3 separate regions of the Homo sapiens genome follow, and regions 2 and 3 are each linked to region 1. Evidence: read pairs that join two places in POLR2A ChIA-PET (ENCODE). Cell type or tissue: GM12878. All regions are shown on one strand. Region 1 overlaps UBL3 (ubiquitin like 3). Region 2 has its middle 81 kb from the start of SLC7A1. Region 3 overlaps MTUS2 (microtubule associated scaffold protein 2).

Evidence for each region. ChIA-PET counts read pairs that join two places held together with the same protein. Peaks named below come from ENCODE experiments on the same cell type or tissue, not always from the same donor. Only the 100,000 strongest peaks of a DNase experiment are listed, where the experiment ranks them.
Region 2: POLR2A ChIA-PET joins it to region 1 with 6 read pairs; 2 of 35 experiments call an interaction of 5 or more read pairs at or near these places.
Region 3: POLR2A ChIA-PET joins it to region 1 with 8 read pairs; 2 of 35 experiments call an interaction of 5 or more read pairs at or near these places.

The regions. Positions count from the first base shown.
Region 1 is chr13:29,816,907-29,819,406 of GRCh38, reverse strand. The region is part of intron 1 of UBL3 (ubiquitin like 3); the gene reads left to right. Among named protein-coding and RNA genes, the nearest start is that of UBL3, 32 kb to the left of the region's middle. In GM12878, no CTCF peak of the experiment used is centred here; a DNase peak (open chromatin) is centred at 1,276; H3K4me3 peaks cover 449 bases; H3K27ac peaks cover 2,384 bases.
Region 2 is chr13:29,675,743-29,678,242 of GRCh38, reverse strand. No RefSeq gene overlaps it. Among named protein-coding and RNA genes, the nearest start is that of SLC7A1, 81 kb to the right of the region's middle. In GM12878, no CTCF peak of the experiment used is centred here; no DNase peak of the experiment used is centred here.
Region 3 is chr13:29,501,536-29,504,035 of GRCh38, reverse strand. MTUS2 (microtubule associated scaffold protein 2) reads right to left here. Exons shown (of 16, transcript NM_001033602.4): 16 at 1-1,043. The coding sequence ends at 830. Among named protein-coding and RNA genes, the nearest start is that of MTUS2-AS1, 15 kb to the right of the region's middle. In GM12878, no CTCF peak of the experiment used is centred here; no DNase peak of the experiment used is centred here.

The DNA of each region.
Region 1 (2,500 bases):
GCATCTTTCTTTATCCCAGGATTTCTGATATGGATAGCCTTGATGTGGTTAAGGGTAAATGCAACAAAATCACCTTACTTGGCCTTTGCCTTTCGTTTTACGCTTCATAGTTCTCCTTTTCTGTCCCAAAGCTAAACATGGGGTTTAACTCTCTCAGATTATATTTAGAGAGTCACTTAGGTGGGATTTTCTAAGCACTTTTATTTTAACTTTCATGAAAAATTTCAAACATACAGAAGTAGAGAGAATATTATAATAAAACTTCCATGTATCCATATCTCAGCTTCAACAGTTGTCACCTCATAGACAGTAATGTTTTATCTGTATTTGTACTTGCTCTACTTGCTCCTTCTAAATTATTTTGAATCAAATTCCACATCTTTCATAAATATTCCCAGATATGTAATATATAGTGATTATTTTTAAAACAACCATAATACTCTTATCACACCTTAAAAATTAGCAGCAATTACCTAATATTATCAAACACACAGATATAAAGCATGTAAAGATGCTGCTATCTTTTAGCAATTGAAAAATTAACATTTCAGAATGTGATTAGTGTTAAAGTGGTTTTTGTCTTGTGAACATTGTGAAGGGGAGAACGCATGGGAAAGGTCTTTTTAAATTCTGTCTGAGACAGTATTCTTAGAGTTCTGGGTTTTTTAGTCTTAAACTAAAATGAATTAAGTCTCAATTTGCTATCAAAATATACAAGCTGTTATACATTGGCCACTAAGGTGAAGTGCAAGCACACTTGTGATAGGCGTATTATGTGAAGTCAGAACTTTAAAAATAAGGAAACAAACACTTTTTTGAAAGGCTGGAAAAACTTCCTTAACATTTAAAAATAGTTCTTAAACAGAGAAAAATTTGTCAGGTGATTGATTGGCCTTAATTTGAGAAATTATTAGTTTTCATCTTCCTTTTTTATTGGAAGGAAAAGGAAGAAAATAGTTATTTGTGTACTTCTGATCAAGTGACCTAAACAGTTTTCTTTTTCCTTTGCTCTGTAAAAGATTAGTAGTCGTTTAAATAATTGATGTTAAGTGTCTCTGAATTCCTGTGTTTTGAAGGCTTTGCACATATTAACTTTCTCTTCCTGACTGAAAAGGATGTGTGTGATAGTATCTTTTTACTTAGTTAGTCTAAATTTAGATTTCTTGATCATGAATTAGAAAGCCTGTGAGTATATGTGAATGTTAGAGTATGACTGTTTTCTTATTTTTAGCTACTTTTGCTGCTGAACTTCCTTTTTTCACTGCTTGGTGCAGTTAAGGGTAAATGCAGAGCTGATTCTGGTGTAATGCAGCTTCTAGGACAGAACATTTGCATATAATATGTTCTATACCAGGAATTTGAAATGGGGACTAAATGCAATTTGTGAATGAAGCACCTTAATTTGCTAAACTAGGAGCTATGTCAGATTTTAAAAAATAAAGTTTTGCTGTCAGTTCAGGCTAGTATAAGTTATTTTCTGTAACTCAAATGATAAAAGCAAAAGTTTAAAACATTCTCTGGATCAAATCTAATTTTGAATTCCTGGCTTACAGAGAAAGCACTTGTTTATGTCTGGTTGCCATTTACCCAGCTCCCTGCTCTCCCATCTGTCAGAATGCTGACCCAGTTTGGGATTAGAATAGGGATTTACCACACGCACAAGTTTATACATGCATGCACACATGTACATGTGAATTTGTACGTATTTCACTTAACAAATTGGATTTTAGCATTGATCTTCTGCTAAATGGAATTTTAAAAAAATTATCTATGATTACTTTGCTTTTAGAGTTGGATTACAGATTACATTGAAAAAAATAGAAAACCTCCAGAAACGCTTTCCTTTCTAATACATTTCAGCTATTTTGCCTCTGGTCTCTTTCCTGTTCCTCCCCTGACCCATTCTTATTTCCATCACCTCAGCCGGCTTTATCATCATAACCCTGTACCCCTCCCCTACCAAGTAGAGCAGGGACTAAGCAGTGATTAAAACATTGGAGCAAACCTGAATGGCTTAATTCATTTAAAAAATTCGAAGGTTCTGCTGCCCATTTATCCATCAGATAAGAGGCAAAACAAACAGAAAAACTTAGCTTTAGTTATTACAGTTTATGTTTTCATCTTACGCGTGTTGCATACCAAGCTATGGTAACTGTAGACTTCCCCAAATGACATTCAGATTCTAAACTAGAAAATGCTTTTATTTATTTACTCCAGAATAAATAAAATGTCGCAGACAAGAAGGTAATGTATTTTCCTCCTAAAGTGACTTTAAAGATTGAGGTGGTTTAGTATTTAGCACTGAAACTTGGAATCAAACAGTTCTCAGTACAAAATGTCCAGGAATAATGAGGAAACGGCATGGCAGCACTGCCATGGTTTTTGTCTTTGGGGGATTGTTGTATGCAGGCAGGATAACTTTTGCGTCTCACATCTTGAATCCAGAGGTGATAGATAACCCTAATTTACCTAGCAGTTAGGTATAGCAGCAGTCTGCTAC
Region 2 (2,500 bases), 140 kb after region 1:
TATATGGCATCTAGAATCATACATATATTATGCAATTCACTAAAAAGTCAATATAGATATAGCCAAATATACCGTACATTTCATGTTTGAACTGTTTGAAAACAGTTATGTTTTCAAAATGGCTCCACCACCAATCTCTGCTCCCTGCCCCTGCTCCCCACCGGCTGGCCAGGAGAGCAGGGGGTGAGGTGTTTCTGCTCCAATTCCAATCATTCTCTTCTTTCACCATCCTGATTAAGTGTCTCTGATGTACTTCTCAGTCTCATCCACCTTTCATGCCGATGTGGTCATGACATTTGTCCTAACAAATCAGATAATATAATATATGGGCCATAATTATTTTGCCCTCATTTTATAGACAGAAGAAATGAGGCCAGAGATGCTATAACTTGCCCAAGATTCCTTAATGCTGAAGTCAGAGTGCATAATTCTGAATTCCTTGCACCCGGGCACCATTCTCCTCCCTAGAGCACCCTTGTCTTCAAAGGGAGACTGGACAATGCTCATTAAGGAAGGGCTAATTGACTAGTGCACGTAGGGGAACTCCCCCCACTGCCTACAGGCATCGAGTGTCAGGAGAAAACACCCACCTCATAGGCCTCAGCTTTGACATCGTACATTTCATTAGAGACAGTAAAACCATATTCTTAGAATGTTTTTACCGAGATTTGAGAATTGACACTTGCTTTAACAAATGTCCGTTTCACAGAATCTCAGAAAACCGGAAGTCCTATGGATTTGCACCATGTTTGGATCTGTCATCGTTTCTTAGCAATTGTGTCACCATTTCAGGCCAGCCGGAGATAGGCCAGAAAAATGAGAACATTAGCCAGGAGAGCCTGATGCCCTTGATTTCATACCTGCTTTCATGGAGTTAACATCAGGCTTTTTTTTTTGGCCAGTGATGATTAATCCTTATAATGATTCAGTTTTCTTTTGCCACAGCTTGTCTAAAATACTTTTCTTGCATAGTTCTCTGGTTAAAAAAAAAAATACTAAGACAACAAATGAATAGAAAGGGAAATTTTTAGCCATTTCCACGGGATGAGGCTAAACTCAGAGCCCAGTTTCACCTTCCCCTTTAATGGGACTGGTGCCAACCAGGTAAAACTGCAAGCAAAGCAGGGAGATGCCGCTCTACCAGAACGAAGCTGATCGTCCTTCTTCTCCTGACAGAGGGCACTCTGGAAGCGGCTGCCACACGCTGTGCCTGCCATTGCTCCGGAGACAATGGGTTGGTTGCCCTTTCTAGCCTCACACATTGGTCAATTCTCTCAACACTGCATTTTGGAAGACAGTTCGTGAGACGGAGCTACTACTTCTCTGCCTTAACCTGAGAAGGTTTTTGATGGGAGAGAATGGGGTGTAGCCTCCTCTAGAATACTCCTTGTATTCCTCCTGTGTCTGAAGCTTGTCCTGGTGATCATACAAGGAAGTGTTCAACATACCAGGGAGTGTTCAGGGCAATACTCTTTGTCCCTTTCAGGCTGACAGGGCTCTGGATAATTTCTGAGAGGCCAAGTCATGGGCAGTGAGGTCGCATCCCTGGAATGCCATGTGGACACATTATGGTGTTGGCAATTTTTCCTGGCCTGGGGGTGACGTGTACCCACCTTCAGAAGACTGAGAGCTCCTGGAGCGGAGGAGACCTCTGGTTTACAGATCCCTTTTCCCACTCCGAGTTCACAGTCCTCATGGAGATAAGAAGGTCTGAGTAGACAGCTTGCATGAGGCAGACCAGAGTGTCCTGTGGGATCAAAAAAATAAGTCCATAATTTTTTTTTTTTTTGAGACACTTTGTCACCCAGGCTGGAGTGCAGGGGCTTGATCTTGGCTCACTGCAGCCTTGATCTCCCACGTTCAAGCAATCCCCCTGCCTCAGCCCCCCAAATAGTTGGTACTATAGGCTCTCACCACCACACCTGGCTAATTTTTTTTTTTTTTTTTTTTTTTTGGAGATGGAGTCTCGCTGTGTGCTCAGGCTGAAGTGCAATGGTGCGATCTCAGCTCACTGCAACCTCCACCTCCCAGGTTCAAGTGATTCTCCTTCCTCAGCCTCCTGAGTAGCTGGGATTACAGACGTGCACCACCATGCCTGGCTCATTTTGTACTTTTAGTAGATACGGGGTTTCTCCATGTTGGTCAGGCTGGTCTCAAACTCCTGATCTCAGTTGATCCGCCCATCTCAGCTTCCGAAAGTGCTGGTATTACAGGTGTGAGCCACCACACCCGGCCAATTTTTGTATTTTTTTTTAGAGACGAGGTTTTGCCATGTTGCCTAGGGTGGTCTTGAACTCCTGAGCTCAAAGGATCCACCCACCTCGGCCTCCCAGTGTGCTGGGATTACAGGCCTAAGCCACCGCCCCCAGCCAGTCCAGTCATTTTCAACCACCAAATTCGATTTCTCATTCACACTTCCTGTGCATCAAAGTTTGGCTGCAGCTCTGTTGAACGCACCTTCCCTTTGGGCCTGGGACTGCCATCACAGCCTGTGTGTGGG
Region 3 (2,500 bases), 320 kb after region 1:
AAAGCAAAACTTGTGTTTACAAGACTATCAGAGATGAGTCACTGTCATGGGTAACATCTGCAAAACTGCTAAACCCCCTTAGGGTTTCCCACTGCTCTCCCTTATCCGCTCATGACAGGAGTATCAATAATTAAAACTTGCGAATGGAATAATAGTGATCTCACATCATGTTGACTGAGAAGCTGATTGTTCCAAAGGCAGTTACCGTTCACAAATAGCTGGTGTTCGTGTTAAAGAGAGTACCACTTGGTGGTGAGTTGAAAGGCGCTTCTTCTCTGTATCTTTTTTTTTTTCCTTTTTCTATTTTGGGTAGAAATATTCCTGGGAAGCTAGATAGAAATGCATTTTCATTTCCCAATAATTCTTAGGCACAAGTTAGAAAACTGCTGACCTTCACTAAAATATGTCAGCACTTCATGTTATAAAAAATGAAATTCAGAACCGCAGCATGTGTATATACGTATATCTAAATATACACACATATCGGTGCAGTACACAATGATTATTCAATGTATATTGAAAACTGAGCTTTTTGTAACTAACCTGAAATTCTGCAGTGAAAGTTCATTGCTCAAGAACAATTGCAAGTGTCTTTCTTTTGGCTCTAACTATGGTAAAACGTTTGCACATCAGACTTTACCATTTACACATTCCTAAGTGCCGACACCAGGGCAGTCTTACACGGGGATCAGAGGAGGACGCGCCTAGGATGCATTCGCAGCTACTGAGCATGCGCACAGGGCCAGCTCCGGCGGCACCGGGTCGGTGCTCCCTCAGGGTGGAGACCGGAGGACGAGAAGCCGGAGCTCCCGCAGGCCGTGTAGTGGCGTCATCTGGGTGTTGTGCTGACTCTGGCCGGAGAGGAGGGCCCCGAGGAGGAGCCGCGGTAAACGGGAGATGTGGGCGAGAGTTTAATCGGACTGGTCGGGTCCCCAGTTTGGAGCTTCCAAAGCAGCTCTTCATTGGTTCGGCTCAATCTCTTCTTCTCCTGGGTTTCCTTCTCAACATATTCCTGGAGGTTAGCATTTTCCTCCGACAGCTGTCTGCATGGGCACAATGACAAATAAGTAGCAATCATGCTAGTGGACACTGAACCTGAGGTCAGGACAATGGTGCAGGGCAAAGGGAGGAGGCCATGATGACCGCAGGGAGAACAGGGACCAGGGTGACCCAGTGACCAAGAACTTTGGTTGAATCATGATTTCCATTTGGCCCAATGACACATCTGTTCCCAGAGCCTCTCTGGCCAATACCCATCATCCCACAGGCCCTCTGCCCGGTCAGGGGAGGCACTGGCTGTCCACTGGACAGAGCAAAGGCCAGCGACTGAAAGGAGGGAAGCGGAGAGCTGGAGTGGGTATGCTGCCCGGAAGCTCCGAAAGGAGAGACAGCCGCGCAGCTGGCAATTGACAATGACAACAGCACAATAGCAGTGAAGAGCCGCGGGCCTTCCTGAGACTGCCAGGAAGCTGGGGGTGCCTTCTCCTGGCCTCCCTGCCCCAGGCTTGTGCCTCCACGATGGCAGGTGTCCTCCCCTGCTGGAAATGCTGCTCTAGGGGTCTGTGTCTGCCTGCTAGACTGGGAGCTCCGGAGGACAGAGGCCAAGGCTCTGCATGCTGAACTCCCAGCATCCAGCTGGTGCTAGGCACGTAACAGATGCTCAGTTAATGTTTGCCGATAAAGGCTGGTGGGTGAAAAAATGAATCCGAATTGCTTGCTTTGTTGCATTTTTGAAGAATGACAGCACCTCTGAGGAACTGACAGGAATAAGTACATATGCATTTTAAAGCTGGACAGACTGAAGTCCAGAAAAATCACCTCTGTTGGATAAAGTCTGCACTTGCTCTGCTGACAAGGGCACCTTTGCAGCTTCCGGAGCAAAGAGAGCTTGCTGCCCCCAGCACAGCCTTTCCTATGTGCCTCTGAGGTGAGAACAAAATGCCTGCACTAGGGGCTTAGTTATGGGGGCAATGGCTGTGTGTCCATTCATGCATGTGTGCAAGAGCGTATGTATGTGAGAGAATGTACATGTGAGAATAAGCATGTACATGTGAAGAAAAGCATGCACGTGTGAGTGTGCAAACAGGGCATGTGAATAGGTGTGAGGGATTGTATGAGTATATGAGTGTGTGCGTAAGTGTATGAGAGTGTGCCTGAGTGGGAATATGCAAGTGTGTGTGTGAGTGAGCAGTGCCTGTGTGAGTGCATGTGAGTGTATGCATATGCACGAGTTATGTGTGCAAGGGTAACACACCATGGGTGAGCATTGAGGAGCCTAGCTGAGTTGAGTGGGCAAGGGTTCAGGCCTGGGTCTTACTGATATGGCTCAGCCCTCATGGGAGAGCAGCTGATGAAGCCAAAACCCTGCTTTATCCCCGCATTGTGCTGTGTGAGGGAGGAGCCTGAACACCCTTCCTTGAAAGCTGGGGCACCTCAGAGCGTGGCCCCACAGGGACAGGCGAGACCTGGATGGAAATTGTGAATTTCTGGAAGTTGGGGT